Linked DNA regions of Mus musculus: region 2 is linked to region 1. The links are chromatin contacts, found by POLR2A ChIA-PET in ENCODE. All regions are on one chromosome and are shown on one strand. Each heading gives the region's core, a stretch centred on a gene start or an enhancer-like site at or near the end of the contact. The rest is flanking DNA. Distances are from core to core; before and after follow the strand shown. Region 1 holds the start of Pfdn5 (prefoldin 5). Region 2 holds the start of Pcbp2 (poly(rC) binding protein 2).

Region 1 (5,173 bases), core at 1,015-3,514:
CCCCCATGTTCAGTGTTCCTCCTCTCTCGGCTCCCCTGCACCTCTAAGCCAGGGAAGCTCCTCGTTCAAGCCTCTACTCACTCAACACCAGTAATGTTTTCCAAAGTTTCTTGTTACAGAGCCCTTACTTTGTATTTCTTCACTCTTTCTCCCAAGCCCCTTGTTTCTAGGTAATCTCTGGGATGTGACTGACCGTGACATTGACCGTTACACAGAGGCTTTGCTGCAGGGCTGGCTGGGAGCAGGCCCAGGGGCTCCCTTTCTCTACTATGCCAGCCAAGCCCGCCAGGCCCCTCGACTCAAGTACCTCATTGGTGCTGCACCTGTAGCCTACGGCCTACCTATCTCTCTGCAGACACCCTGAAGCTGTCTTGTCTATGGTAGAAGCTGTGTGACTACCTCCAAACTTGGTTTTGATTATTTAGAATTTTTAAAGTGATTTTCCCTGGTGTTTTGTATGAAATATTTTCTTTAATGTGACCTTAATAAAGATATTCCAAGCCTCAGTTTGTGAGAGTTGAAGCTACTCCCTCACTCCTGCTCTGTGATGTAAGCAGATTGGAGAATTTGCTTACATAAGCAGGACAGAATTTGCTGCTGGAGCTTGGGTGATGAAGCTGAATAGAGGGCCATCAAAATACTGAAAGTGGCCCTGTGGTGCATGCAGAGGCCAGCCTGGTCTACTTAGCAAGTTCTAGAATAGCCAGGGCTATACAGAGAAAACCCTATGTCCAAAAACAAAATGTACAGAGTGAGAGGCAAACATCCCTATGAGGTAAAGGCCAGCTGAGTCTTTACTTTTGAGTTTCAGCTAGCCAGTGCTACAAAACAATACCCTGGCAGTTAAAGTGTTCACACTGGAGAAAGGAAAGGTAGTGATAGGGCTATGCTGATGTTTTTAATCCTTCCACTGCCTTTGAATCCTGGATGATTTTAGAAACCATTGCCCTTCCCACCAAGGCTGCTACACTTTGGCAATGGCAGCAGCAGATTCAATGGGGTTTGCTACTCATATGGTTTGTTGCAACAACTACACCTTTAAAAGTTTCTGGGAGGGGGGGGGGTGCTGGTGAGATGGCTCAGTGGGTAAGAGCACTGACTGCTCTTCCGAAGGTCCAAAGTTCAAATCCCAGCAACCACCCATAATGAGATCTGATGCCCTCTTCTGGTGCGTCTGAAGACAGCTACAGTGTACTTCCATGTAATAAATAAATAAATAAATAAATAAATAAAAGTGTGTGTGCACCACCAATATCTGGCTGATATTGTTAAAAAAAAAAAAAAAAGTTGCTGGGAAGCACACAGACCCTTCCTATCCAACACACAATGGTGGGGCTAGACAGACACTCAGCAGTTATGAGCACTAGGTTGCTCTTTCAAAGGACCTAGGTTTGGTTTGCCTGCATATATACTGAGACATAAAAATAAATGTAGTTGGTTGGCAGTTGTTCCTTTTTGGCACTTGCACTTTATCCTTTAAAGCGCGTTAGTGGTACTGTCAGAACACAGGTTCCCTGCTGTCCTGTCGCGGGCTTGTCCCAACAACGCGCAGTAGCTTATACCGCTTTACAATCTTGTGGTTGTGTCGTGAGTCCGAGAGTTTCGAGTCCCTTGAAGGCCCAAGCCATGTTTGCTAACTAATTTTATAACTACCTTCCTCTACTACCCATTCTGTATTTCCTTCACCTTCAGCCAGCACCTCAGCAGGTCTTGGCTCTTTTCCTGGAGGATTGACCCATACCTTCATTCCTGATGGGTCTGTGTCCTTTGTCATCCTGCTTGGATTAGGCTGTTGTAGTTTCCCATTGACTTTAATCACAGGACATGGTAGTACTAAGAGACGCCCTAAGGGATCTCCTACACTCCAGACATAATCTTGCTTACCACCATTGTGAAGAGGTAATCCAATTTCCCCATGGTAATCTGGATCTATCACCCCTCCTAACACTGTTATTCCATTTTTAGCCTGTTGGTTTAAGGGCATTAGAAGCCCAAAATGACCAAGGGGAAGTCTGAGCTTCCAGTTCAATGGAATGTTTGTTGTAGCTCCTGGTAGGAGCACTCCCCTCTCTGGAGCCAAAACTTCTAGGCCAGCAGAACCTAGAGTTATGGGGACAGGAAGCCAAAATTACCGTGCTAGCTTTAGTGTACTCTGAGAAAAGAAAAACTTGCGTTCTCTAATTAAGCTTGAGATCCGAAAAGCGGGTCCGAAACACAGGATCATAGAGACGACGGGCGCAGAGCGTATCCCCTGGCGGCACCACGGAGGTAACGCGGAGGGCGGCTAGAGCGTCACTCGCCCAGGCGGCTTCCTCTTCGGCAGTCCTCCTTCCCAACATGGCGCAGTCGATTAACATCACGGAGCTGAATCTGCCACAACTGGAAATGCTCAAGAACCAGCTGGACCAGGTGAGGACCTGTCCCAGCACCTTCCTCGCGCTTCATATCCTCCGACCGACCGCCCGCCCGGTCGGGGAGGCTTCCTTTCCCAGGGAAACCCCTATCCGGTCCCGGGTCCCGCCCCCTCAGCCTGGGCCCCGCTTTCTTGAGCTGACCCCTTGTTTTTTCCCGGCTTCTGTAGGAAGTGGAGTTTTTGTCCACGTCCATTGCTCAGCTCAAGGTGGTCCAGACCAAGTACGTGGAAGCCAAGGACTGTCTGAACGTGCTGAACAAGAGCAACGAGGGTATGGGCTAGGCGGGTGAGGGCGCCTGGGGATGCCGGCTTCTCCTTCGCTTTTTCCTAGTTCCAGTTTTCGTTAAAGAAAACTGTTTGTTACTTAGTGTGTGTGTAGCCACAGGAGCCCCCGCATGTTGCCTACAGAAAACTAAAATGTACAAGACATTTCCTCAGTTGCTGTGTTCTTTTCACTGTCTGTGAACACTGAGCCCTGTTGGGAGCTTCCCCTAACGTCTTCGCGTGGGAGCCGCTAGCCTTCCCCAGCTGTTTGTCTTTATTACTTTCACAGGAAAAGAATTACTGGTCCCACTGACGAGTTCTGTATCCTTTCCACGGGAAATGCTACCTTACATTCTTCCACAGTCTTTCCCAAAAGCGGGGAGAGTTTTGATTTTAAGAACAGTCGAACACTTAACGTAGCTCACTTGTCTAACGTTGCACCAGTGTCCATGTAATACTTTGTATCAGAGTTCGGTGAAGAATTGAAATGTTGTGTTTCTCTTTGTTTAGAGATGTCAATATGGAGACAAAGCTGGCATTTGGCTAAAGCCAGTAGAAAAAATGTTAGGATATTGAAATTGGGAACTTGCCTCTTTTTTCAATTTCACCTTAATTGCCGCTCATCTCTAATAGTGAAAGGTAGATTGTTTCCTCCTGTTGAAATGACCTGTTGTCATTTCCACCAGGAAATGACAGTCGAAAGAGAAACCTAAGAATAGCAAAGTGGTGAAGACTGTTTTAAGTAACAATAGAGCCGGCAAGGTGACGACGCAGAGCGTAAAACCCACACATACACACTGAGCTAACTTTCTGATACTAATGGGGTGGAAGGAGAAGACCAACTCCCAGAAGTTGTCCTCCGACCTTCGTGCTCCATGGCATGCACACTTGTGAAAACACACACACAGACCAAATACATGTAAGTTTAAAAGTAGTAATAATTTGTAACTAGAGAGATGGCTCAGCAGTTAAGAGCACTTGCTCTCAGTGAGAACCCAATTGGGTTCCGAACATCTACATGGTGTAGGTGACAACAATTCAAGGGGATGCAGCAACCTTTTCCGACTTCTGCAGGCACCAGGCATGCACATGATGCATACACATACACATAGTTTTGTCTTAGGGTTTCATTGCTGTGAAGAGACATCATGACCAAGGCAACTCTTTTTTTTTTTTTTTTTTTTTTTTTTTTTGGTTTTTCGAGACAGGGTTTCTCTTTTAGCTCTGGCTGTCTTGGAACTCACTCTGTAGACCAAGCTGGCCTCGAACTCAGAAATCCGCCTGCCTCTGCCTCCCGAGTGCTGGGATTAAAGGCGTGCGCCACCACGCCCGGCTGCAACTCTTGTAAAGGCAAACATTTCATTTGGGGCTGGTTTAGAGTCAGAGGACTCAGTCCACTGTCACTGTGTCTGGAAGAATGGGAGCACCCAGGGAGACATGGTGCTGTAGAAGGAGCTGAGAGTTCTACATCTTGATCCAATTGGCAGCCAGGAGAAGAGACCATCTTCCAGGTAGCTAGGAGGAGGGTCTCAAAGCCCACCCCCACAGTGCCACACTTCCTCCAACAAAGCTATATAGCTCCTAATAGTACCACTCTGTGGGCCAAGCATATTCGAACCACAAATCTAAAATTAAATATTTAAATCAAAATTAGTAATAATCCATCAGGATTCATGGTTCAGGGGAAGTGAGGCCGGCTTTTCACTCACACTATTCTGGAGCTTTAGGAAAGAATCCTAAGTATCTGATCTGTTCCTTCTGGAAAGTGGAAAAATACAGGGGCTCCTTTAAAGAGGAGAGATGGGATCAGGACCAGAAAGTGTTCCAGCTTCTGTTGTGTCCCTCCAGTTACAGTGACCCGTAAGTTAAGGCTTCCGGTCTCTTGGTTCTCCCAGCTGCAGCTTTTTAGAAAAGGACACCTTGGGGTTAGTACCCTGGCTGACAAACCCATGCCGCATGCTGGGTCAGTTTTTTCTTAACCCTGCCCTCTCAGATGTACGTCCCCGGGAAGCTACACGATGTGGAGCATGTGCTTATTGATGTGGGAACCGGCTACTACGTGGAGAAGGTGAGCGGGGGTGGGGGTGGGGAAGTTCTGAGGAGGTGAGCGACGGGAGCTTAAGGGGAGAGGTGTGGTGTAGGACAGGGTCTCTCTAGTCTTTCATTCACCTCTGCTCTTGCAGACAGCTGAGGACGCCAAGGACTTCTTCAAAAGGAAGATAGACTTCCTCACCAAACAGATGGAGAAAATCCAGCCAGCGCTGCAGGAGAAGCATGCCATGAAGCAGGGTAAGTTCTGCCTAGGGTACCTCTTTTGTAAACTAACTCTTATCTCTCTTTCTGTAAAGTAGTATTTATTATTCCTCTGTGTGTGTGTGTGTGTGTGTGTGAGTGAGAGAGAGAGAGAGAGAGAGAGAGAGAGAGTGTGTGTGTGTGTGTGTGTGTGAGAGACAGAGAGAGAGAGAGACAGAGAGAGACAGAGACAGAACAGACAAA
Region 2 (5,173 bases), core at 1,465-3,964, 140 kb after region 1:
GGTTGTTGGGAATTGTATTTAGGACCTCTGCTTGTTCTAGTCAACCCCACTCGCTCTGGTTATCTAACTCGCTCAGTCCCTGCTCAATCCTGCTCAAAGATTTATTTAAATAAGTACACTGAAGCTGTCTTCAGACACACCAGAAGAGGGCATCAGGTCTCATTAAGGGCAGTTGTGAGTCACCATGTCATTGCTGGGATTTGAACTCAGGACCTTTGGAAGGGCAGTCAGCACTCTTACCTGCTGAGCCATCTTGCCAGTCCAGTAAACTTGTTCCTTAATTGGCTTTTTTTTCCTGGGGTTTTCCCTACTTCCTTTCCACCCTTTACCCTTTACCTTTGGCCAAATGATAAGGTTTTGTTTGTTGGTTTTTCTTTCTTTCTTCCTCTCTTTATCTCTCTTTCTTTCTTTCTTTCTTTTTTTTTTTGAGACAGGTTCTCTATAGAGCCCTGTCCAAGACAAAGCTGGTCTTGAACTCAAGAAATCCACTTGCCTCTGCCTCCTTAGTGCTGGGATTAAAAGTGTGTACAGTGACACCTGGCACCAAATGGTGTCAAATGAGGATTTTATTTTGCATTCCCAATATTAGCTCCTCATTTGGGTGGTGGAAAGAAAGACATTTGGAGTCACTTGGCTCCATTTGACTGATAGTAAAACCACAACAAGTACTGCATACACAATAGGCAAAAACACCTGTGTACAGAAAAGAGAGGAAAATGAATTTCTTTTTTCTAGGCGGTGGTGGCACACACCTTTGATCTCAGCATTTGGGAGGCAGAGGCAATTGGATCTTTGAGTGAGTACAGCCAGGGCTCCCCATAGAAACCCTGTCTTAAGAAACAACAACAACAACAACAACAAAATTTATGCATATGTGTATCTGTAGGATAGTTATGTGCACCCGAGGGTGTAAGCACCCTAGCAAGCCAGAAGAGGGCATCAGATCTTTGGAGTTGAATCTTCAGGGAATTGTGAACCCATCTACAGGGAACTGAACTTGGCTCCTTTGTAAGAACAAGTTGTTTTTGTTTGATTTTTGAGAGTGAATCTCACTATGTAGCTCTCAGTGTCCTGAAACTTGCCATGTAGATCAGGCTGACTTCAAAAGATCTGCCTGCCTTTTACCTGCATGTGCCTCGGACTCCTTACAGATGTACCTATTTATTTTGTATGGGTTTTACCTGCCATGTATATATGTGCACCACTTGTGTGCAAGTGCCTGTGGAATCCAGAAGAGGGTGTTGTATCCCATGGAACTGTGAGATCCTATGTCGGTACTGGTGATTGAACACTGAATCTCTGGGAGAACAGTTGGAGAACTATTGAGACATCGTCCCAGTCCTAACAGCCAGTGCGATGGAAAGGGCGTTTGCCATCACGCCTGATGTCCTGAGTCCGATCTTCAGGACCCGCTTGGTTGAAGGAGAAAACTGACTCCTCCTGAAAATCCTCCTTTGACTTCTTCCTGCCTGCTGTGGTGTAAGTACACACACACACACACTCAGTTTGTATACACACATACAAACCGTTTAAAAAAAGGTTTATTGCCTTTTTAAAGACACCAGGATAGTTGTCTTGTGTTGTGTACAAAATTCTGTGTTTTCAAGATGTCTTTTTTTTTTTTTTTTTTTTTTTTTTTTAAGGAGCAACAGGCAACAATAAAGCAGCGTTGCTCTACAGTCCAAGGTGGCCTGAGGTTCACCTTTGTCATCCTTAAGTTCCCCAATGGTATCAGCTTGTATCACACACTGTGCTTGGCCACAGAGTACCTTCTTGTACTGATGTTTAACTTGTTCTTTCGTTCCTATAAATGGATAATTAGACTTAATAAAAAGATTAACCAATTTGGGCAGGAATTCTAGATTATACAGTACTTCTTATATAATAGTGAGATATTCACATGATCAATGTTGTCCTAATACAGTGAAGTTTTAAAGTTACTTTTCTTTCTTTCTTTTTTTTTTTCTTTTCTTTCTTTCTTTTGATTTCTAAAAAGCCCTGTCTGTCCTGGAACTCACTCTGTAGACCAGGGTGGACTCGAACTCAGAGATCTTCCTGACTCTGCCTTTCCAGTGTTGGAATCAAGTTGGGTACCACCACCGTCTGATTTAAGAACATTCTTTTACGTTTTAATTCTTTATTATAATTATTATTGCCTGATTCAGTATCTGGGCTGCAAAATAATGATGTTTTCATTTCTTCTGCACTCACTAAAGTGGATTATTTTTAGAGTAAGCAGTTTGCCTGACACTTTCAGTCTGGCCATTCGTTTTTTATTTTAGACAACTGTTATTTTCCTTTCCCTCCCTCCTATCTTGATCCCAAAGCATTGGCCACCTCTTCGTATTTAGGCCTGAGCTTTCCAGTTCTTCCGCTAGAGGCCACTGGTATCCTCCGCGCCTCTGCGCTGCCGCTCTATCTCAGACCTCGCCGCTGGTTACTGGCCGTCTCGCTGGTGCCGACGCTGTCCAAGGAGCCGCTCTAGGCTCCGGGAAGGCGGTCCGCATTGCGTGGGGAAAGTGTGGACGACGCAGTCGACTCGCCGGCCCCCGGGGCGGTTAGCGCTTCCGGGGTCGAAGGGTGCGCGGGGTTGAAAGCGGCCCGCTCCGCCCCGTCCCCCTCCCAGACCAGCAGAGGCAGCAGCCGGAGCAGCCGCAGCCTGCGCCCTCTCCCGCCCGCCCGCCCTCCGCCCGCCCGCCCGCCCTCCGCCGCCCTCCACCCGCCCCGGGGTCTCTCTCCCCCTTCCTCCTCCTCACCCCCCCCTCCTCCGCCCGCTAGCGGGGCCCCCCTCGCCTTCCCGCCCGCCCCTATTGTTCCGCCCCCGGCCTCCCGCCCTTCCCCTTCCCGCCCGCTCCCCTTTTCCCCTCAGTCGACTCGCGCCTCCAGGTAAGCTTAAAATCTTCTGCTCCGCCGCCGGCAATAGCTTCTTCTTCCACTCGTGACATCCTTCTTGGCGGACTCCGGCCCTATTCTGGAGCCTCGGCCTCTCGTAGACCCGCATGAGCGTCTACTACTTCACTCTGCCTGCCCGGGCATTCACGCGAGGCCCTGGCTCCGGCGCGGCCTAGTAGGCCTCGCGCAGAGCCTGCCCCCTCCCCCCTCCCTCCCGGTGGCGGCTGCGCAGGAGTCAGGGAGGGCGCGCGCGCGGCAGGGGGGGCGGCGGTGGATTTGTTGGTTGAGGGGGGTTGGGGAGGCGATGGCCGGCTTGCTGGCGGGGCGGGTGAGCGCGGCTCCCCGCGGGGGTCAGGCGCTGGCGCAGACACACGAGGAGGCGCTGCTTGTCCGGCCCCTCCCCCTGGGTCGCAGCGCCCCCCCCTGACCGAACCGTTTATTCACCCCCTTTCCCAGTCAAGGGAAAGGGGGGGGGCTTTTTTTTTTTAAGTGGAAAATGCTTGGATGACCCGGGCGGGGGAGGGGAGTGGGGAGCTGCAGAGTTAAAGGGTAGGCGGACTCCCTGTTACCGAGTTACTCTGACGTTCTCTCGGGTAACGAATTTTGAAATTACAAAATGCCTGCCGCTATAAACCAGACCGAGCTATTTATAGAGGGGTAATTGACTGCAGGATTAACAGCTGGATTCCCAGGATGGGGTACACTTAGATTGACCTACTCAGGAGAGGAATTGACAGGTTTCTCAGATTACTTACATGACTTGGAGTTAAAAAAAATACATCTTCGTGCTTTACTTAAGAAATGAATTTGTAGCTAGGTTTTCAGTTTCTTTGCCTTTTGAACTTGTATAACTGTATTTCTAAGGTGATTAATATAACAGTGGGGAAGTGGAACTAACAGTTTTATACTGTATGAGGGGGTGTTAATCTTGCAGACTCAGTGAACAAGCATTGTTTTTCCATAAATGAGATGTTGATTTGTGAGGTTTTTTTTTTTTTGACAGCAATTAACTGTTTTCTGGAAATAGGGAACTGATGTGCTTTAGGGATGCATTTATGTAATCACTTACATCCTGAAGTAACCAGAAGATAGTTTGCATTATATAGAGTGGTGTGACAGTCACTTTAAAGTGCTTTAAACATACTTAAAGTATGGACTTGGGATTCAGAGTTTGGAGGCCAGCCTGGTGTTAATAGTTACATTCAGTACTGGGCAACATAGTGAGGCCCTGTCTCAAAAAAACAAAACAAAAAACCCAACAGTATGTGTATTGTGTGTGTTTATGGCAAAGTGAAAACTGACTGGTTTTATGAAGGGACAAAATTAGTTGTAGGAGGAGAGAAATCATTGATACTGATTTGAAGGGATGAATACTTGCCATGCTATTGGAGAAATTTCAGGGCTTGAGACTCTTGGAACTGTCAGTGTTTGGTGTTAAAGTATTAAAAACAAAAATATCAAAAACCAAATTCTTTGTCTACATAAGTAGTTATTTCAAAGTTGTTTCAGAGGATGAGTAAAAAGGGGCCATCTTGGCAATCTTTCATCAATCAAAGCAAATATGAAGTAAAATTTTAGTACTTTTTCTATTGTATTTGGAAGAAAATTTGGGACTAAAAAGACTTAATTGTGTGATAGTGAAAGTTAAAACAAAAGCACAAGAGAATTTTCTCAAGTGATTAGAGGAAGAATGGGAGCAAAGAACTGAGACGTACAGGATTAAATTTCAAAGGATCATGGAACCCAAAGTTGTGAAGTGTATCTTGAATACTTTTTTCTGTGAGACTCATGAGTGTAGTTATTTTTCTTGTTATTTTGTGATTGTCCCACTGTGTAGTTCTAGCAGCTGCACTTGTTTCTCAATAGGTTGTCCAAGGTAGCCTTGAACTTAAAACAATCCTGTCAAAACTTCCAAAGTGCTGAGATTATACAGAAATGTACCCTTATCCACACATCTAAACTAAAACATTTCAAAATCATTTATCATTCATCAACCTTTGAGATAAGTATATCTAAATTTTAGAAATTTCTATACTAAGTACATTTACATATATAGTCTGTTCACTTCTAACTGCTGTCCAGTAGAAAGCAGGTTGAATTTGTCCTCACTGTAGTTAAAAGTTTGCCCAGCTGTTACTGAGTCCTTTTAAAACTTCCTCAGCTGAAGGACAACTTTTTGCACTTAAGCAATTCACTTAGAACCATTACCAGTGGAATGGTCGGATCTTTCTCATCTCAAGCATCAGTGGAAAGCCTATCATTAATGAGCAAACTGGAAACA

What was found. ChIA-PET counts read pairs that join two places held with the same protein, here RNA polymerase II (POLR2A).
Region 2: POLR2A ChIA-PET joins it to region 1 with 12 read pairs in embryonic stem cell. The contact joins the promoter of Pcbp2 here to the promoter of Pfdn5 in region 1. POLR2A ChIA-PET finds 5 or more read pairs at or near these places in 3 of 5 experiments (Patski and embryonic stem cell).

Annotation. Positions count from the first base shown.
Region 1 is chr15:102,323,852-102,329,024 of GRCm38, forward strand. Pfdn5 (prefoldin 5) reads left to right here and starts at 2,265. Exons shown (of 6, transcript NM_027044.3): 1 at 2,265-2,409; 2 at 2,582-2,684; 3 at 2,967-2,998; 4 at 4,671-4,745; 5 at 4,861-4,966. The coding sequence starts at 2,338. It overlaps Espl1 (extra spindle pole bodies 1, separase), which reads left to right. Exons shown (of 31, transcript NM_001014976.2): 31 at 157-505. The coding sequence ends at 364. Gm51296 (predicted gene, 51296) reads left to right here and starts at 4,797; the gene lies at 4,797-4,858.
Region 2 is chr15:102,467,918-102,473,090 of GRCm38, forward strand. It overlaps Pcbp2 (poly(rC) binding protein 2), which reads left to right and starts at 2,715. Exons shown (of 15, transcript NM_001103165.1): 1 at 2,715-2,886. Gm36331 (a long non-coding RNA gene) reads right to left here and starts at 2,579. Exons shown (of 2, transcript XR_384469.3): 1 at 2,338-2,579; 2 at 1,524-1,804.